Linked DNA regions of Homo sapiens: region 2 is linked to region 1. A link is an interaction called in ENCODE POLR2A ChIA-PET data of the cell type or tissue named here. Cell type or tissue: Panc1. All regions are shown on one strand. Each heading gives the region's core, and the rest is flanking DNA. Links, peaks and the distances in the headings are about the cores only. Region 1 overlaps CENPS-CORT (CENPS-CORT readthrough). Region 2 overlaps LOC105376735 (a long non-coding RNA gene).

Region 1 (5,000 bases), core at 1-5,000:
CAAGGGTACCCGAAGCATAAGAGCACAGACAGGAGGCTGGGGGCTTAGCGCCCTTCCAAACCTGGCTTGCTTGGCCACAGCTAAGGCCACAGAAAAATCAAGAAGGTCAGTGTACAACTCTAGTGCAGAGAAAATGGGCCTCATGATACAGAGGGCACCTGCTTAAATAGACATTAAATAGAAGAACAAAGAGAACCTCCACAAAGGATGGCTTTACTTAGGTCAAGATCCTGATGTTCTCCAAGGGCTAACTTAACAGGAAAAAGCATATGCAGGCACCTCCTAAGGCCCCATTCCCAACAAGTAGTTAATGCATTCCCTCCGCAATAACCCAGGTAGAACAAAGAACATCCTTCTTTCTTCTTTTTTTTTTTGAGACAGAGTCTCGTTCTGTCGCCCAGACTGGAGGGCAGTGGCACGATCTTGGCTCACTGCAACCTCCGCCTCCCGGGTTAAAGCAATTCTCTGCCTCAGCCTTCTGTGTAGCTGGGATTACAGGCGCCCGCCACCATGCCCCACTAATTTTTTTGTATTTTTAGTAGAGACAGGATTTCACCATCTTGGCCAGGCTGGTCTTGAACTCCTCACCTCATGATCCAGCTGCCTCCCAAAGTGCTGGGATTACAGGCGTGAGCCACCAAGCCCAGCCACAAAGAACACCCTTTAAACTGGAGTCTGCTTCTTGCTCACAAGTTGGACTCAAATTCTCATTCTAGTCCTTTTATCTTTGCTAGGAAAGGTAATTTGAGATAATAAGCTCGATTCAATAATATATTACTCTGATTACACCCTTCTTCCATTTCTAACTTCCCCACAAAATACACAGGTACTTTGTAAGCAGGAATAAATAGGAATCTTTGCATCCTTAATAACTAGCAAACTGGCCAGCACACATGGTGAGTCCTCACTGAACAACTGCTAAGTTAAAAGATAAATTCAACACAGAAATTATTCTCCATAATTTGGCCAAATTAATCCTTTACATTCTGCTAAATAGACAAATATCACGTGTCATCTCATCGTGATTGACAATATCTGCTTGTCATGACATTAATACCCACTTCAAGAGATAATTTTCTAATTAGCAACCTGCAAGGACCAGGACACAGGGGAGAAAAAAGACAGAGGTGACATAAAAGCAGCCACAAAGAATGAGGTCAGTCCACAGACGTTCTGGGTGGAGAATGTTAAGTGCACATGGACAGGGTGGCCTAGTCTCAACCTCACAACCAGGCTGCTCTGTCTGTATTTACATTCTTCTTAAAGTACAGTAAAAGGAATAAGCACAATGAACTGTTTACATAGTGAACTTATCTGTTTACGAGAAAGCGTTTAGGAAACAACGATCTCAGTCCTCTCCACCACTTCAGCTTGGCCTCTGCTATCTCTGCACTAAGGCCCTCAATGGAGGGGCAGGGCATCCTCTGCCCGCCACTGCATATCACAGACTCTCCTAAGTCAAACCTCCAACTCCAGAAAATTACTCTAGCTAGGGAAAATCAAAAGCAATTTTTCATATAACACGCTTTGTAACACGGGCTTTAAAGACGATTCCCAAAAGTTTCCAGAATGTATTTCCTATAGAATATCTATCTTCTTCAAAATGTTTGATTGTTAACAATACTAGGAGACTAGAGATTTCAAAGCTAAATAAAGAAATTCACAACTCAGGCCAGGTGTGGCGGCTCATGTCTATAATCCCAGGACTTTGGGAGGCCGAGGTGGGTGGATCATTTGAGGTCAGGAGTTCGAGGCCAGACTGGCCAACACAGTGAAACCCTGTCTCTACTACAACGACAAAAATTACCCGGGCATGGTGGTGGGCACCTGTAATCCCAGCTACTTGGGAGGCTGAGAAAGGCGAATCGCTTGAACCCAGGAGACGGAGACTGCAGTGAGCCGAGATCACACCACTGCACTCCAGCCTGGGTGACAGAGTGAGACTCCGTCTCAAAAAACAAACAAAACAAAACAAAACAAAAATTCAGATTGGCAGTTGCTTTCCAAAGTCTGCTAGTGAATTGATTATTTAGAATTTAATTGTGTATTCTCTGGCCAGGCATGGTGGATCACACCTGTAATCCCAGCACTTTGGGAGGCCGAGGCAGGCGGATCACCTGAGGTCAGGAGCTTGAGACAAGCCTGGCCAACATGGTGAAACCCCATCTCTATTAAAACCACAAAAATTAGTGGGTGTGGTGGCATTTGCCTGTAGTCCCAGCTACTCGGGAGGCTGAGGCAGGAGAATCACTTGAATCCGCAAGGCAGAAGCTGCAGTGAGCCGAGATTGAGCTGCTGCTCTCCAGCCTGGGCGACAGAGAGACTCTGTCTCAAAAAAAAAAAAAAAAAAAAAAAATTGGCCAGGCACAGTGGCTCATGCCAGTAATCTTAGCACTTTGGCTGGCCGAGGTGGGTGGATCACCTGAGGTCATAAGTTTGAGACCAACCTGGCCAACATGGTGAAACCCCGTCTTTACTAAAAACACAAAAATTAGCTGGGCATAGTGGCAGGCGCCTGTAATCCCAGCTACTTGGGAGGCTGAGGCTGGAGAATCACTTGAACCCAGGAGGCAAAGGTTGCGGTGAGTTGAGATCGCGCCATGGCAATCCAGCCTGGGCGACAGAGTGAGACTCCATCTAAAAACAAAAAACAAAAAACAAAAAAAAAACAGCCCCTGCTCTCAAGTTTCCCTCCTGCTCCAAAAAAAAAAAAAGAAATAAGAAATAAGAATCTAAATGTGTATTCTCATAGAAATTTCTCATAACAAGCTCACCAAAAAGAAAAAAGATGCCAGGCACAGTGGCTCAGCTCATGCCTGTAATACCAACACTCTGGGAGGCCAAGGTGGGAGGATCACTTGAGCCCAGGAGCTCTAGGTTGCAGTGAGCTATGATCCTGCCACTGCACTCCAGCCTGGGTAACAGAGAGATCCTGTCTCAAGAAAAAAAAAGAAACAAGAAACAAGAAAATAAATTTGTCCTAATGAAACAATGTTACGAATACTCATTAGGTTCCCAGGCCAGCCTACAGAGACTATGTAACATATAGTTGACTTGAAACAGTCCATCTTTCTCAAACTGGGGTAATGATAGTCTTGGGAGTAGAGAAGTGTGACAGGGACAACTCAAATCCACAAGATAACCAAAGCTGACCTTCCAGGAATATCAATTTTATTCAGGGATAAAACAATGCTTTTTTGTATGAAAGCAAACTGGAATTCACACAAGATGAGTCTTCAAAGGAAACCTGTACTTGTGGGTTGTGCTAAGAAGAGGGGGTGCTTCCCTGCCTCTGGCTGCACCCCAGACTCCTGGAGCCTCATCACTGGACTCTGCACTCACTCAGTTCTCAGACAAAGCGTTTCCACAAACTTTTTTTTTTCTTTTCTTTTCTTTTTTTTTTTTTAAAGAGACAGAGTCTCACTCTGTCACCCAGGCTGGAGTGAAGGGGCACGATCTCGACTCACTGCAACCTCCACCTCCCTGGTTCAAGCAATTCTCCTGCCTCAACCTTTTGAGTAGCTGAGATTACAGGCGCATGCTGCCACGCCCAGCTAATTTTTTTTTTTTGTATTTTAGGAGACAGGGTTTCACCCTGTTGCCCAGGCTGGTCTCGAACTCCTGAGCTCAGGTGATCCACCCGCCTCAGCCTCCCAAAGTGCTAGGATTACAGGCGTGAGCCACGGCGCCCGGCCTCCACAAACACTTTTACATAAAAGATGTCGCCCTTCCTTGTGGAGCTTATGGTCTAAGTCACACACACATACACACACACACTCACATGCACGCACATACCCCTTTCCCCACCAGTACCCAGCAAAAGAAAATCAACTGTTTGCCGGGCGCGGTGGCTCAACGCCTGTAATCCTAGCACTTTGGGAGACTGAGGCAGGCAAATCACTTGAGGTCAGGAGTTCAAGACCGCCCTGGCCAACATGGTGAAACGCCATCTCTACTAAAAATACAAAAATTAGCCAGATGTGGTGGTACATGCCTGTAATCCCAGCTACTCAGGAGGCTGAGGCAGGAGAATCACTTGAACCCAGGAGGCAGAGATTGCAGTGAGCCAAGATTGCACCACTGCACTCCCGCCTGGGCGAGAGTGAGACTCTGTCTCCAAAAAAAAAAAAAAATCAACCTCTTATATACTTTAAAAAACACAGAATATCCGAAAGCCTAATGTGTTACCATGCTCTTTCTAATTTCATTTTTTAAATAGAATTTTTACAGAAGTATTTTCAGGCTGGGCATGGTGGCTCACACCTGTAATCCCAGCACTTTGGGAGCCCAAGGCAGGATTGCTTGAGCACAGGAGTTCAAGACCAGCCTGGGCAACATACCAAGACGCTGTGTCTCTAATATAAATATTTATGTATATGTGTGTGTGTGTGTGTGTGTATATATATATATATTATTTTTAAGTATTTAAATTTTTCATTTTTTTTTCCCACAGCTAATAAATAACAAGTAAAGGTATTAATATCTTTCACCGGGGAGGAGGGCCACACATAAGGGGCATCTGCCTGAATCAGCAATGACTAAGCCACATGAGCTATCGGTATCCCTTCCTACTACCTTATCCCTTTTGGCCAAGCTGAAGATGCTAAGCGGTTTTCAGGGACGAATATCCACAGGAATAGGACAGATTGAGAGCTTGCCCTCCGAGAACCCACTGCTTTAATTCATTCAAAACACGCACCCGAGAAACAAAGAGCTAACGGGAACAAGGTGAAAAGTAAGGGGTGTGGGAGAGGCTGGCACCGAATCCAAGTGGCAGCAAATTAGAACACTTTCGCCCTTTCAGGCCTTCGTCATTCAAATTGCTTCATAAAAGCAATTTGGTGCAATTGTTTTCAATTACCTGCGGTACTAATTGAAGAGCGGAGCATAAATCACCTGTAAAAGCTGAGGCTTTAGCAGCTGAAAGCAAGTCACCCACTTTCCAAGGAGTGCGTCTTACTCGGAACAAATGCGGCAAATGAAAACCCCTGCCTGCCATT
Region 2 (16,182 bases), core at 5,911-10,910, 470 kb before region 1:
GGAAGGCCTCACCTCCTCCTCTAGGAAGCCTCCCTTGACCTCCTGTGGCCAGGGCAAGTGCTCCTCTGCTTCCCTGGCCACGGGCTCACTTTACTGATTTCTATTTGTTGGCTTTGCTCACCAGGCTGTGTGCTCCTGGGTGGCAGGCCACAGGTCCTGTTTCTCCCAGGCATCTTCATCTCCTGTCCTGGCCAACCTGGAAGTGCTTAGAGAGGGCTTGTTTGACCGACTGGAGGGTGTGGAGGATGGACACTAATCCTGGGAGCCAGGGATCCATCCCTCGAGCTTGGATCCTACCTCCCTGCCCACATTCCCTGAGCTCTCATTATAGGGAATCACTGTTGGCCCGATGTGGACTGTGAATGACCTGGGCCTCCAGACCTCAGTTTCGCCACCTGTGAAATAAAAATGTTGGATGAGGATGAAGGGGCTCCTTCAGCTTTTTTGCTCAGGGATTCCCCAAGAGGGTGAGGCAGCTTCCTCGCCATCCAGCCTCCCAGCCTGACCAGACAGGGAAGAGGGAAGGAAGGGGTTTCGGAAGGAAGTCTCATCTAGCCACCCGGCTTTGTTGGAAACTTGGTGACACCCAGCAAACTCCAGCCCTGGAGGCTGAGCTGGGGCATGATGAAGGGGTCTACTGGGAGCAGAAATGCCCCGAGGGCAGGGCCAGGCCGGCGGAGGCGCCTGAGTGCAGGTCCTGCTCTCCCACCTGCTCGCTGCATGACTCGAGCAAGTCATGCCCCTTCACCAAGTCTCAGTTTCCTCATCCGAGGAGTGGAGAGAGCGGTAAAGCAGCCACTGCAGAGGACCGTCAGGAGGACTTGCAGACCAAGGCGGTGGCGCAAAGGGCTCCGCACGGCGACTGCCACGGGCTCCAGCTCCATGAATGTGGCCATCAGCACCGTAGAGGCACCATGAATGAGAACCTGCCCCGTGCCAGTGGCCAGGCCTCATATATTCTTTTTTTTTTTTTTTTTGGAGAGGCGTCTTGCTCTGTCATCCAGGCTGGAGTGCAGTGGTGCAATTTTGGTTCACTGCAACCTCCGCCTCCCGGGTTCAAATGATTCTCCTGCTTCAGCCTCCCACATAGCCGGGATTACAGGCATGCGCCACTACAGCTGGCTACTTTTTGTATTTTTAGTAGAGACGGGGTTTTGCCATGTTGGCCAGGCTGGTCTTGACCTCCTGACCTCAGGTGATCCCCCCGCCTTGGCCTCCCAAAGTGCTGGGATTATAGGTGTGAGCCACCGCGCCCGGCCATTCATACATTCCTGTAATGTCAGTTCCCACCAGAGATCCTGCAGGAGTGAATATCTTTATTGCTGTCTTACAGGGTAGAGAATGAGGCTCAGAGAAGCTGTGTGACTTGTCCAAAGCCACACAGCCATGAAGAAGCAGTACCAAAAATTAGAACTCAAGACTGCCTGAGATCTTGCAGCCTCACGTTCCTGAGACTTCCAGGCAGGGCAGGCCCAGAACGGTGGCACCGATACCACTGCAGAAAGAGTCCATCTCAGCACTGCCAGTGATTTGATGGCAGAAGATTTTGGATGCGGCCTCTTTGGACTCTGCACCCCAGCTCAGGTCAGAGCAGACTCCCAGACCCCAGGGATGAGCTCTAGAAGCACGGGAAGATCCCAGAGAGGACACTGGGCTGGGCCCTGAGACTGCCCTGTGGGTGGGCTGGAAATTCCTCTCACTCTCAGCTCTGGCGGGCCAGGGACAGGCCAAGAGGAGTGGCTGAGTGACATTTCCTCTGCAATGATGTCCCCAATCAGTGGTCACTACAGTCCCACTCAGGACCCTGTACCCCCACATGCAGGCACAGAGCACAGCCCCGCTCCTGGCAACCTGGACCCTATGAGAGTGCATGTGGTCACATGGGCAGCCCCCAGCCCTGCAGCCACACACACAGTCATGTTCACAGGCTCACGTCTGCACGCTCACCACGTGTGACAATACACAGATGGCTCCCTAGGAAGGACAACACGCGGCCCCTGCGCATCTGTCCAGGCTCAGCCCTGATTCCTGAGACTGCCTGGGCATTGCTCCCTGGATACGCAGAGGGCCCCGGCCCCCCTGTGTTCCTCTGCTCTGAGTGTGTGTGCACACAGGTGTGCATGTGTGTGTGCCTGATTGTGTGTGTGTGAGAGAATGTGTGTGTGCATGTGTGTGAGAATGTGCGTGTGCATGTGAGTGTGTGTGTGATGAAGAAGGTTGGGCAGGGGCTTAGAAGCAGCCCTGGCCTTCACTCCACAAAGCAGAGGGTCCTGGAGCTGAAGCCAGTCTAAAAGCCGCAGGTCCTCCCTGTGCTCTGGGCCTCATTCAGCCCTGGGGACAAGCCCAGTGGAGAGTAGCTCTTATTCTTCACTTTAGGAATTGTGAAACAGCCACAGAGAGATTAAACAGCTCACCCAAAGTCACAAAGCTAGATTACAGACAGGCAGCTTGGCAGCTCAAAGCCCAAGACCTTAACCACCAGGTTATGCTGTGGTGGTGGGGTTAGCCCTTGTCACCCACTCTAACCCTCCCTCCTCGCCTGCCCCCTGCTTGGTGTCCCTTGGCACCTTAACCGTTGGTGCTCTTTAAACAGACTGAACTTTCAGTATTTGCTATTCTGCCCCCTCCTCGCCTCTCCCCACTGTCACACACAATGTCAGCCCTACAGAGGTGGGCGTTTGTCCTGTTCTCTCTGTCCCCAGTGTCCTGTGGCACAGTGAGGACTCACAAATGTGTGTAGAAGGGAGGGACTCCGTGGATGAATGAACAGGGTCATGCAGCCTCAGCACACAGGGCTTCCTGCGTCCCGGTCCCGAGCAGGGGCTGGTGTAACGGGCAGGAGGCTGAGTCCCTTGGGGGCTGCAGGTACCACCCCCACTCCTTCCCGCCCAGCTCTCAGTCTCCCTCTCTGGGTGGGATGCTGGTGTCTGAGCTGCTGCTGGCGGGGCTTGCTGGGGACTCCCGAGCTGGCCCAGGTGTTCTGGAAGCAACCCCTGTGGCCCTTCCCCCAACGCCTCCCCCACTGTCCTGTTCTGCTCTCCCAGGATGGCCTCCAGGCTGGGAGGGGGCTGTGACCTCTTGGCGCACACTGGCCCCAAACAGGGCCCAGAGAAGCCGCTGACACCTGCTCCTTTGCCAAGTCTCACCCTCTCTGGTTTCCATCCTGCCCCAGGGCCCCCAGCTCACCCCACCCTGCCCCTACCAGGCCCTCTGGTGCCCCCGCCCGTCACTAGGTGGCGCCAAGTGCCCTGAGACGGCAGGAAGTTGCCCCAGAAGGGCTCAGGGCTGGGGGTGGAGAGGCCGGTCCCTACATTCAGGCTCCGACTGGACCTCCTGTCCCCATGTCCCCTTCCTTGAATGGCGTGGCAGCCCCTAAGAGAGCTGTGCTAAAGGGTGGTCATACATCCCTGACATGTCCTTGCAAGCCTCACAGAGGCCAACGAGGTGAATACCATCTTGTCCCCATTTCACAGATGAGGAAACTGAGGCGCTGGGAAGTGAAAGCCTTGTGTCCAAAGTCACACTGCTACTAAGAAGCAGAGTCGGCCTCAAACCTGGGTCTGCCTGGTTCCCTTCTTCAGTTCTGCTTCCTGAAAGCCCTCCCAGAAGGATCAGTGGCCCCTGAGTGAACCATGGCCCTCAGGAGCTGGCTTGAGGTTCTGTGGAGCCTCAGAGGGGGCAGGTGATTGGAGGAGTGTAGTGGGCAGGGAGGATGGACAAGTCCCAGCTGTCCCTGGATTCCCCGGCAGCTGCCCGATGGGTCAGGAAATGAAGGAAGGAGAGGGGACAGAGGGTCAGGGAGTGGAGGGGACTCCCCCCAGAGAGTACTAGAGGGCAGCTGGGAGAAGCTTGGGGGGCAGGCACGGGTTGGGGGAGAGGTCATCCCTGATGTTCTAGGAAGTGCTTGGCCGAGACGCTGCTGAGATGGGCAGGCCCCATCTTGGAGTGTGCAGACTTCCATGGGTCAGGCCCACCTGCCCACTATGACAGCCAAGTGGCAATGTGGTCCCCCATCCATCCTTTTTTTTTTTTTTTTTTTTTTTTTGAGACGGAGTCTCTCTATTGCTGGAGTGCAGTGGCATGATTTCAGCTCACTGCAACCTCCGCTTCCTGAGTTCAAGCGAGTCTCTTGCCTCAGCCTCCCAGGTAGCTGGGATTACAGGCACGCACCACCACACTTGGCTAATTTTTCTATTTCTGTGGAGATGAAGTTTCACCATGTTGGCCAGGCTGGTCTCGAACTCCTGACCTCAAGTGATCCGCCTGCCTCAGCCTCCCAAATGCTGGGATTACAGGCGTGAGCCACTGTGCCCGGCCCTATCCATCCTTCCCTGGAACACACGGACTGTGCCTGTGCCAGGTGCTGGGGATACCACAGTGAACAGGACCAGTGAGGCCCATGCTTTCTCGGGGGTTACTCTTTAGTTTGGGGAAAACGGGCACTAGACATTCTGCTGTTGAAATTCCTGATATTCCCAGTAAAAGAAAACCAGAGAGATCAGAGAAAACAAAAAGTGATGGAGGGTCTGTTTGGATTGAGTGATCCAGGAGGACTTCTCGGAGGAGATGGTATTAGCTGTCAAAGGCCAGAAAAAAGTGATGGAGGATTTGTTTAGATTAGGTGATCCGGAAGGATTTCTCGGAGGAGGTAGTATTTGCTATGAAGGGCCAGAAATGATTTTCTAGGCAGAGGGGTCAGCAGGAGCCCTGGCCCTAAGGCAGGCATGAGCTTAGTGGGCTCAAAGAGTAGGAAGGTCAGTGGGTCTCCCACTGAGTGAGCAAGCACAGAGGATGGGGGAGGAGGCAAGCCCGAGGCAGGGCCAGACCGAGGAGAATCCTGCAGGGCCACAATTGTCTCCTAGGTAGGAGGGAACGGGGCTTAGAGGTGTCAGCATGGGAGAAACAAGGTCTGCATTTTGGAAGATTACATTTGTTGATGTTGGAGAATGGTCGACAGGGGGCAAGGGTGGTGCAAAGAGACCACCTCAGGGGCCCGAGGGCCTAAGGGCCCTGCCTGGAGACTGTCAAGCACCTGGGTAGCTCAGAACAGTAGAAAATGCACACAACGGGGACTCTAGTACTCTGCCCCGATTCGAGTGCTGGATACACGGCTCACTGACAACACAACCTGAAGTCTACAACTGCCCCTCTCTGAGCCTCAGTGTCTTTTCCTACAAAACAGGGACAAGAAGAGCCGCACAGCCTTCTTCCCTGGCACGTGGTGAGACTCGAGGTCGGGGCATGACATGGGGCCAGAGTTTTATAAACCCTAAGGCGCCAAAGGCAGAGCTGGCAGGTAGGAGGACCCTGAGCCTGGGGCTACTTTCGGGGACTGATACAGGGGTGACATTATTTCTTCTATGGTTGAAATCATCCCTACGGGTCAGCCTCCATCACTTCTCTGGCCTCCCCAGTCCTCTGGGTCTGGGGTCCCAGCTTGACTGATCCCTGGAGGCTGCCCGCACCCTCCCCCCACTCTCTATCCCTCCACTTTTTTTTTTCTGCATCTTCTTTTTAAAATAAAAACACCGGCCGCTCGCGGCTCACTGATGTTTATGCCTCAGTAATACATTATGTATTATTTTGTTTTAAGCACAGCTTTTGCATCCTGACAGTAACAATAAAATGTGACTATGGGATTGCTAATACAGACAGACTAATGTTTCCATCGCCCGCCTCTTTTTTTTGCGTCCTAAGCACTTTTGAAAACGCTCCTTTTATATTCCTAATAAAATTATAGCAAAATACATCGATTTACTGGAAAAGAGTTTAGGGTCGGGGTTGGGTTTTTTCCTCGTCCTCCCCCATGTGTGGGCTTCTTCTTTTCCCCCCCAAAGACTGATGAATATTCTGAATCAAACCTTCTAAGTGCTGTTTGACCCCCGACCCTGGCTGCATCTTCCTGCTGCTGGAGGGCCAGGCTCACCTGGCCCCAGCCTGCTGCGGGCGAGTGTGGACGTGCTAAGCACTTGAGCCGGGTGTTGGGAAGTGGGGGCGTGCCCGTGTGTATGTTGGGGTAGCCATATGTCAGTGAGGGCGTTCGTGTTTATGTCGGGGTGCCATGTGAATGTTGGCTGTGCCTGTGTGTATGTCAGAGTGTCCACGTGTTGGGGTGTCTGCATGCATGTCAGGGTCTGCCCGTGTAGAAGTTGTTGAGGTGTGTGGGACTGTGTAAAGGTGATTGCGGTTCTGTGTGTGTGTGCTAGCTTGTGTGCTCGGCAACACCTACCAGTGTGACTGTTTCTGTGGGAGAATGGGAGAGTGGTGGGTGTTGGGGTGTGAGCCTGTGTGCTAAGGTGCTGGTGGGTGCCCTAGAAGCAGGGTGTGGTGAGTACTGGGCAGTGGGTGTGGATTTATGGATGCAGGGCTATGAGTCTATCTAGAGTGTCCTGGGGCCACTGATGGTCAGAGTCAGGTTTGTGTCACAGTGTGGGGTGGGCTGGGAGTCATCTGCCTAAGTCAGGGACCAGCAGTGATGTCCAGTTCTTTCCCGTTGGGGAATGTAGTTTACCTGTTTCCAGAAAGCCTGCATTATCAAGGAATTACTTTCCATCTGAAGAGTGGAGTCTCCTTCTAGCTGGCCTCTAATTCATTTCCATGCTCTGTCTATGAGTGTGTCATTCTATCTGTCTACACGGGGCTCTGTGGATCCTGGTGTATGTGAACTGGGCACAGCAGGGTGGTTCCTGGGGCACAGAGGCCACCGCAGGCTGTGGCTATGCCGAGCTTGGGGGCTGCCCCTGCCAGCACACAGACATCGATTCTCTGGAGGGGAGGGAGGGAGGGAAACCCTGAAGCTGTTGGTGGCCTCCTGGGCAGCGGTGGCACAGGGGCAGCAGGTGGGGGAAGAGTTCCAGGCCATACTATGAAGGAGAAGCTTTGGATGGAGAGGACCAGGCCCCTTCCTCCCACCCCAGTGGGCTCAGGGAGAGGAAGGAAAGATGCCCTCCTCATCGTCACCAACATCATTGCCAGCATCGGGGCAGGAGGGTTGAGCAGGAAGCGGTGGCCCAAGCTTTCTGCCCTGGGCACCCACTTGGTGCCAGGACCCAGAATCTGGGGGCAAAGCCTTTGTTCCCACCTCCTTCTGCCTTGGTTTCCTGGGGCCAGACGCCTCCAGCTTTCACCCTGCCTCCAGAATCCAGTCTGGGATGTAAAGACACCCCCAGGCTCTCCCCACCCCCACAGTGTGTCCCTCGAGGGAGTCTGAACCCCAGATCCTCAGGGACCCCCTGGCCAGAGGGGCTGCTTCTGGGGCATAGAACTCAGGGGAGGGGCTGGTGGAGAACCCTGGTTCCCCTGCACCCCAGCCTCCACGGAGCTGAGTGCCTGTGGCCGTGCCTGCTACTACAGCTCAGCCCTGCTTCCTCTCCCCATCCTCCCGCCCGCCCTCTCCGGAGTGTATGTGGATCTGCACGATTCGGAAACAGGGAAAAAAAAAAAAAAAAGAATTGGGTTTTGTATACTAAGCACTTTTGAGGGCAATCTTGGGCCCCCTAATCCAGAGGTTTATAACCTCCCCAGCTAATGCTCCCTGACACCGTGTTTTGATATCATTACTACATTATACTCACAATTTTTGAGTGAAAAAATACAGTACTTAGAAAGTCGAAATTCATAAATAAATTCATGTCAAACCGCACTTAATATTGATTTTGTTAGTGTTCAGATTCAATAATAAGGTACTGCGTGCATGAATATTTAAATATAATCATCATTTCTGCATCTCCTAATGGCCTCTGCTCCTCTACACTCAATTTAAACACAATTTAAAAACTATAATGTATTGAAAAATACTAGGATTTAGCAATAAATCATCATCGGGAGATTCCAGGCCTCTTATAGGGTGGCTCGATATGGGTTTCTCCGGGGACTGTACAATTAGATTCATGTTTTTAAACTTCTCAATTATCCATATACCATAATTTTATGTGAAAGTTTGTTTCGCTTCCCCCCGCCCCCCGCCGCCCCCACCCCTTGAGGGCCCCCCCACCCGGCCTCCCTCTGTAGGAAGCGGCAGAATATTGCTTAAGTGTTCTCTTAGCCAGAGTGGAGTGGGGTCAAAGGTGGCCGTCCTCAAACTGAATTAGAGACCAGGCCTGCCAGAGGCAGCCGGCGCTGAGTCACTTAATCACATTATTTGGGAAAAATATAGGGGGGAAAGAGATAAAATGACTTAAAATGAACTTGCCAAGGAGGAAGTGGAGTTTTTTAGATTTATTTAAAAAGCAATCCTTGGCCTGATGAAATAGACGCAGGGCTGCGGCAGGATGTGGTACCAGCCGGGCAGAGTAGCGGAGGGGCGGGGGCTGCCCTCTGGGAGCAGAGGGGCTTCCGGCATGGCCCCTGGGTCCCAGATCTTGGTGAGGAGTCCCTGGGGGTGCAGAAGGCCCCCGTGGGTGAAGATAAAGAGGGTGCCCTTGGGACCTGGGGGTGCTGCGGGAGTCTTCTCATCTGGGAGCCTGAGGCAGGCTGGATGGTGTGGGCTGCAGGGAGGACAGGGCGTGGCAGGGCCCCCGGGGTATATGGGGCTGGGCATGGTGCCCCGATGGCGGCAGGCACAGCTGGCTCTGATAGACGGTGGTAGAAGTGGCACAGCAGCAGGCACAGATGACAGGGGTGGATGGGGACCAGGGCCTGGAGGGATGGTGCCCACACACCAAGTGTGTAGAATCCAATGCCTGCATGTAGCTCCCGGGAGCCCCATAGCCGCTGTGTGATGTGAGACACGGCCATGCCCATTTTACAGATGAGAAAGCTGAGGCTCAAAGTGGGGAAGCCATTTGTCCAAGGTCACACAGCTACGAGGGGACAGTGTTGGGATTTGAACCCAGCTCATTCTAGAGCCAGTGTTCTCTTTGCCTGGCTCCATGCCTCGCTTGGAAGGTGCAGTTGGAGGTGGGGACAATGTTGCCTCTGAGCCTTGGCTTCTGGCCTGCTCCAGAGTGCAGTTCAGCTGTTCACATCGTAGGAGATGGGACCAACATCTGCCCATACAGGGAAGGGTCAGGGACTCAGCAGGGTTGGCTTCTGGAAAACCGTTTGGCCTCCAGACACTGGGGACTGGGGCTGCGGCAGAGGGAGTGGGGTCACTGACATGGATGCAGAGCTGTTCCTCTAGCCCTGCTGCCAAGGAAAACCTGAGTGTTGGACGACTGTGAGGATGCCCCTGGGGCCGCCCTGGAACAAATGGGGCAGGCAGCTGGCAGGAGCTGACGCCTGGCCTTCTGGGCAAGGCTTTCCACATTGGGCAAAAATGCCGGGACAGGACAGGGGCTCTACCTGGGGAGGGGAGGGCCACCAGAGGGGCTGGCTCCCCAGCTGTTTCATGCGCAAGGACAGCAGTAGGGGCCCAGCCATTCCAGGGATGTGGTCAGGTGTATAATGAGCAGAAGACAGCACCCGGCTTAGCACACTGTCACGGGGAGGAAATGACACAATGAGTGCCCGCCTAGCACGGTGCTGGCACACAAGGAGCTGTGATTACAGTGGCCCATCTGGGCCCAGCCTCAGGCTCCAGACCTCCAGTGAAGGGTGTTTTGTATTTTTTTCCTTCTGGCCTGCACTGCCTTGGTCCCTTTGGGTGGGTTTGGGGCTGTGGAGCTTTGGGCACCTTGGAACCTGGACTCTGACTGGGGGAAAGCGAGGCCCCCATCCCATCAGCTGGCTTTGCAACAGGGACACCCATGGGACTGTGTCAGCAGGCAGCAGGTTGCCTATCCCCAGACCAAGGGGGAGGCAGTTGAGGGGGCATGAAGGGCCCGAGTGCCAGACTTCATGGCTCAGCCTCCCCAGCAGCCCAGAGCTTCCTGTGTCCTGCTAAGGCCACTACTCATTCATTCGCTCATTCAGCAAATGCCTACTCCATACCAGACCCTGTTCTAGGCACAGAGATACACCAGTGAACAAAACACTATTTTCGGCTGGGGGCGGTGGCTCATGCCTGTAATCCCAGCACTTTGGGAGGCTGAGGTGGGAGGATCACTTGAGGCCAGGAGTTTGAGACCAGCCTGGCCAACATAGCAAAACCCTGTCTCTATTAAAAATGCAAAAATTAGCCAGGTGTGGTGGCTCACGCTTGTAATCCCAGCTATTTGGGAGGCTGAGGCGGGAAGATTGCTTGAACCTGGGAGGCAGAGGTTGCAGTGAACCGAGATCACGCTACTGCACTCCAGCCTGGGTGACAGAGTGAGATCCCGTCTCAGAAAAACAAACAAACAACAACAAAAAAACAAAAAACAAAACAAAACAAAAAGCCACTACTTTCAACAGAGGACAGAACCTCTGTCTCTTGCTCTGAACCCCCGGCCTCAGTTTCCTCACCTGTGATAAGAGGATTCACATGACCCATTTCATCTCCTGCCTAAATTGTTTCAATCTCGGAGGTGAAGGGGCACGGTGAACATAGTTCTTTTTCCCGGGAATGGGCCTGACAAGACACTCATGGATAGAATTCTTTTCTTCTGTCTGCCACTCTTCAAGGCTGTGGTTCCCAGATGGTGAGGGCAGGAACAGAGATGAAACAGAGTAAAATTTGGGAAAGTGGGAGCCACTGTGAGCCCTTGAGCCACAGTGGAGGCCTATCTGGGCTTCTGTGTTCCCAAAGTCCTGGGGAACGCGAGCTCTTTGAGAAGGGGGAGGGACAGGTGGGAGGGAGCCCAGCTGAGACCTCCAGGTAATTCCCGCACCCCAGATCCCCGTCCCCCCAGCCCGGTTGTGGGCCTGATTAGAGTTGGGATGGGAAGGAATGCATTTCCTTTGCCTTCATGGAAGCTACTGGCTGCCAGAAGGCACAGCCCAGAGCCTGAGACCTGTGGGACCCCCGTCTTCTGGACAGAAAGAGTTGCCAGGAAGAGAGAGTGCAGAGCTTGGGCAAGGTGTGGGCAGACGGCAGTCCTGGGTCCCGGGGTAGCCGCCCAGCCCCACAGACAGGATGTAGTAGGGAGAGCCAGAGCCTGCAAGGAGTCTCTTCACCTCCCACCCCTGCAATCCACTTCCCCTAAGATTGTCTCCCAGACTTCCCCCTCAGGAACCTCTCTGAGCTTTTAGATCCCTGGACCCCTCTCCAGTTCCCCTCCAGCCCACGCACTTGCGCCTACCTTCCCTTTTCCTGCAGGCCTCAATTTGCTCATCTGTCCAGTGGAGCTGCTCTAGCAGCATTCCTCCCACAGGGCTGTTGGGAGAACCTGAGGGATGGGAAGACAGGCCTGGGGAGCTGGAATTGGGGGAGAGCTCCTATTTGGGATCCTCAAGAGCCCCCGAAGGAGTCAGGTTCTGAGGCTGCTGACAGACCACTGGGGACACCCGCCATGCCCCGGTCCTCAGGCACGGAAGGGAGGGCCGGTGCCTCCTGAAGCCCTGTCACTCTGGATCCAGGGCCTGTTTTTTTCTGGAAAACAAGCGACATTCATCACGAGTGACAGCCAGGCCCTAATGCAATCTCGGCTGGAGCCATGAATTGCAAATGCGCCACAGGGAGGAGGCTGCTCCATCAGGGCCCCCAGGGAAGCCACATGCCTGGGCCCCAGGGGTGCTGGTCAGCGGTGGGGACACCTCACAGACCCGGCAGGGTCCAGGGCTCCCACAAGTCAACCTGGGCCAGACCCCACCACCTCGGGGTCCTTGGGTTCTCGGAGTGGGGTGGGGACCAGGCTCCAGCGTGGGCAGAAGCGGGAGGCGGTTCCTGGTGACTCAGAACTTGCTTTTGTCCCTCTGTGAGATTCACAGGGAAAAAACAAAGCACCGGGCAATTAACCGGAGCAAGTCGGGTGAGTGGGGAGGGACAGGCAGGCCCAGAGGCCCCCACTCTGACACCTCACCCACCTGGCAATTGGGAGGGCCCCACCCCGGGGTCAGGAGCACTCACGTGACCAGGGTGCCAGGGCCCCTGGGGGGCGGGGCCTGAGCTCTGCCCCTCACCCCAAATGGGCCCTGCCCCCTCACCCTCATCTGGCCTCCTTCCAGCTACCCACACACGTATGCCCTCTCCCTGCCGCCTCATCCTCCCATGCCTAGGGGCTCCGCTCCTTTCCAGGACCAGTGCCACTTCCACACTTGTGTGCCCGGAACTTCCGGCTCTGCACACACGTCTGTGCCGCTGCCCCCCACTCCCCAGCGTGTGCCCGGGCCTCACGTGTGTGCCCAACTTGCTGCCAGCCCAGCACTGAGTCAGGGCGTGCCTGCCCGCCTCTGGCACCCGGAGTAGACGAGTAGACGGGTGGGTTTGTTTTTCCCTGTGTGTTTTGGGTTCAGGAAAAAAAAATCCACAAACGAGCTCTCCCTAAGGCGCTTTTCCCTTCATTTTTCTGCCCAGGTGTCTCTAAAGGGAACTTCATTGTCTGTTTCAAATTCATTTGCACTTAACTCATCTAGAAGTTTTGCAAGAGCTGTTTGAAGTCCAAGGAGCCCTGAGCACCCTCTCCACCTCTCCCCACCCTTGTAATGAGCCCTTTAACCCTTAGAGACCCAGAGCTGCCTCTGGGCCTGAGTCAAAGGCTCTGCTGTCCCCTCCCCTCCTGCGCGTGGGAGCGAGCTTAGGACTGGGTAGGAGGCGGGAGTGGCATGGGGTGGGTGAGGCTCTGTCCAGCTTGCCCCCTCCTCTGGAACACACACCTACCTGGGCATCTCTCAGTGCCCCCCTCCACAGTGGCCTCAGGCTCCACTGGGTGCAGGGCCCAGCTGTTGGGGCTTTGAGCCTCCCCTACTAATTAATGGGTGCCTGCAAGGGCTGACCCAATCAGCCCCCAAATTAATCTCAATTATAGCGATTTGGTAACTGCAGCGCTAGCCAGCCTGATTGAGCCGGGATTTCATCACCTGAGAATGGTGAGCCGGAACCCAGACAGCTCAGCCTCGATGTTATTGGCAGGGGGCGGAATTGTGGGCGGGGGGAGCTGGGTGGGGCTCTGGGGCCCCGGGCAGCCCAGCCTTTATCACCACCATCAAATTATTTCATGCCAGCTAATACTCACATTGGCAGCCCGGCCTGCCATCCCCGCCACACACACCCCCGTCCCAGGTACTGGGGAAGGTGGAGGAGGCTCTGGGTGGATCTCGGGCTGCCTCTCCAGGTCCCCTGAGCTCACAGCCTGGAGGGGAGGCTGCTGAGCCCAGTGGAGCCCAGAGAGGTTAGGCTCTGGAACTCCAAAGTTGGGCAAAGGTCCACGCTCTAGACCCCGAGATCCAGCTGGGCTGCCTCCCCCAGGACTGCGAGGCCGGGAGGCAGACGTGGGCAGATGACTCTGGTGCGCTGGCAGTTCCCTGCGGTTTCCAAAGCCCTTTCCCATCCAGTAGCACTGGTTTGCTCCCTGCAACATCCCCACGGGGCAGGGCAGGGCTATTAACTCCATTTTACAGAGGGGGAGGTGGAGGCCCAGGGAAGAGGCAGGGCTTGCTCAACGTGTCAGTACAGGAGCCAGGGCTCTACCAGGCCGCAGGACTCCCAGTGCAGTGCTCTTCCCACGAGAACACATCAACTGGGAGATGTTCTCCTGCCCCCAACTTCAGCACCCCCACATCCCCATCACACACCCAGCGCCTCCTCTTCCTCCTCCTCCTCCCTGCGCTCTAACTGCCCCAACGTGTTGCCATTTGCTCATTCATTCAGGCAGCCCGACTTCTCCAAGACTCAGTTTCCTCATCTGCAAAATGGGGTGAAAATCATTACATCTGCTCCCCCACTGACCCCCCACAGGACCCTTCCTTCCTTCCTTCCTTTCTTCCTTCCTCCCTCCCTTCCTCCCTTTCTCTCTCTCTCTCTTTGAGACAGTCTTGCTCTTGTCACCCAGACCGGAGTGCAGTGATGCGATCTCAGTTCACTGCAACCTCTGCCTCCCGGATTCAGGGGATTCTCCTACCTCAGCCTCCTGAGTAGCTGTGATTACAGGCGTGTGCCATCGCGCATGGCTAATTTTTGTATTTTTAGTAGAGACAGGGTTTCACCATGTTGGCAAGTCTCATCTCAAAGTCCTGACCTCAAGTGATCCGCCCCCTCAGCCTCCCAAAGTGCTGGGATTACAGGTATGAGCCACCGCGCCCGGCCCCCTACAGGGTATTTTCTATGTCCTAAAGCCTTCTTTGAGTGTGAGGCTTCAATTATTGTTTTTACGAAGAGTCATGGTGGCAGCAGAGGGTACCAGAGACCTGGCAGCTCCTGGTCTGTTCCCCAGCCATGGGGCATGTTCATGTGGACAGAAGGAGAGCGGGAGGGCCGCCTCCCTGGGGTCAGGCAATGGCTCTCTATGGTGGAATCCAGGCAGCCGAGGCCAATTGAGGGAGGAAGTCTTTGGGACCCTTGCTCATCACCCTGGCCCACCCCCACCGCCAGTCAAGACCCCTGCATCATAACATTCCAGCTCCTGGAGGACTGTGAAGTCTTTGGTCACCTCCCCCTGAACCCACGAATGAATGAATCAGGTCATACATCCTGTGGAAGAGATGGAAGAGACACTTAACACAGCTCAAGCTACTTCCACACGCCCTCCTGCTACTTCCTTCCACCCTGGCCTCTGGGGGGCTCCTCTGTCTCCAAGGCCCTGTCTGCTGCACCCTTGGCAGTAGCCCCGGGGTAACTCCCACCACCCCGCCCTCTCAGCCCTGGGCCTGGTTGGCCAGCTGGGAAGGGGTCCAGAGGTCAGGATGGGATTCTCTCGGTAGTGCTTTGCCAGGCCCCCAGCATCACCAGTGAGCCGGGGCAGCACTCAAGAGCTGTCACCCTGCAAGGGAGCCAGGGCCCTGCGAGGCCTCCTGCCGGCCCCCACTTCCCGCAAACAGTGGCAGGATGATTGATTTTGCGGGAAGAGCAGCCCCAAGGGTGGGGGCGGGGAGCCGGGGCGCCAGGGGATCCTCACTCCATTTGCTTGTGGCTGTGAGTCAAGGCCAGGTCCCTCTGGGCAGGGTGTGAGGTGTTCCCCGCTGTGCCTGCTGTGGGAGGGCAGGGAGGGCCTTATGGGGCTTTCCTACAGCAGGTCCAGGGCCCTGGGGTCTGACAGCCCTTGAGGGGGCCCTCTGACCCCTGGGACTCCTGGTCACCCCGTTAGAGGATGTGGCTGGTGTGGCTCACCCCAGGGAACATGAGTCCTCCCTCACTTAGTCTGAATTCTGCAGCTGGGCTGGGGATGCGGAAGGGCAGGGAGAGGCTGTATCCTGGGCTGAGCTGGCCCCAGTCTGCCTGGGACTCCTGCCCTACGGCCAGGCCTGCCGAACTCCCTCGGGACCTGAGGGGGAAGGAGGGAGCTCTGAGCCATTCGAGAGTCATGGGTACATATGCCCAAAGACAGACAGACAGACACACACACACACACACACACACACACTCGCCAGGATTCACAGGTCTCAGGGTCAGGTCCTCAAGGCCTCATACCCACAAACATGAGCACCTCACACAGGGCCATGGTGTCCTGGAAACGCGCTAATATGAGTGGACTCCAAGCAAACCCCGCTCCATGCGGCTGCCCCAGCAGTGGACACAAAGACAGCGACACCTTCAACAACAGGGAAGGAGGGTTTTCTTGTCTCCTGTTCCTATTGGAGAGACAGGCAAACTGAAACCCAAGAAGAGAAAATGATTCAGACCCTGGGTGAGTTGGCAGCAGTGAGCAAGTCCCAAGAGGTCACCTGGATTCAGGATGCTCCGGAAAAACAGGCCAGAGCCCTCTCCGTTTGTCACATTTTTCCCCAAGCTTTTGGGCCTGGCACAGGTGCGTGTGTAGTGGTGGTGGAGGCGTGGGGGGTGGGGAAGCAGCTTTTTCTAGCATTGCCCGAGAAGGGGATGACTTCCGCCTGGATTGAGAATCATGGAGGACTTCTTGGAGGAAGGGATGGCAGGTGTTCTTCATGAGGGAGGAGGAGGAGGCAAGCAGGAATTTGGGGGCGGGACCCTGGGAAAGTTTGGGGAAGCTGGGTGTCTTGACTTGGGTGAAGGGAGGGAGGCAGCCTCCAGGAGCAGAGGGCAGCTTGAAGGGGGTCGTGGGGGTGGGTTTCCCAGTGAAATGCTTGTGGTGTGTCTGCAGTGTGTCCAGGCTGCGCCCAGTGCTACATGAGACCCAGGGGAAGTCCCCACAACCAGCCTCGCCTCCAGGGACCTTGCAAGTCAGCTGGGAGGACAGAATACCCCCCTAGTCATGCAGAAAAACATCCAAATACCATAATGAAATCATGATGAGGGGCACCAGTAACCACCCA

Evidence for each region. Peaks named below come from ENCODE experiments on the same cell type or tissue, not always from the same donor. Only the 100,000 strongest peaks of a DNase experiment are listed, where the experiment ranks them.
Region 2: POLR2A ChIA-PET joins it to region 1 with 9 read pairs; 4 of 35 experiments call an interaction of 5 or more read pairs at or near these places.

What each region holds. Positions count from the first base shown.
Region 1 is chr1:10,435,115-10,440,114 of GRCh38, reverse strand. All of the region lies in intron 3 of CENPS-CORT (CENPS-CORT readthrough), which reads right to left. All of the region lies in intron 3 of CENPS (centromere protein S), which reads right to left. Among named protein-coding and RNA genes, the nearest start is that of CENPS-CORT, 7.2 kb to the right of the region's middle. In Panc1, for the core only: no CTCF peak of the experiment used is centred there; no DNase peak of the experiment used is centred there; H3K27ac peaks cover 302 bases.
Region 2 is chr1:10,897,152-10,913,333 of GRCh38, reverse strand. LOC105376735 (a long non-coding RNA gene) reads left to right here. Exons shown (of 3, transcript XR_001737778.2): 3 at 1-422. Among named protein-coding and RNA genes, the nearest start is that of CIROZ, 77 kb to the left of the region's middle. RefSeq lists enhancers at 755-1,256, 2,465-3,457, 3,620-4,351, 7,247-8,262 and a silencer at 2,989-3,248. In Panc1, for the core only: no CTCF peak of the experiment used is centred there; no DNase peak of the experiment used is centred there.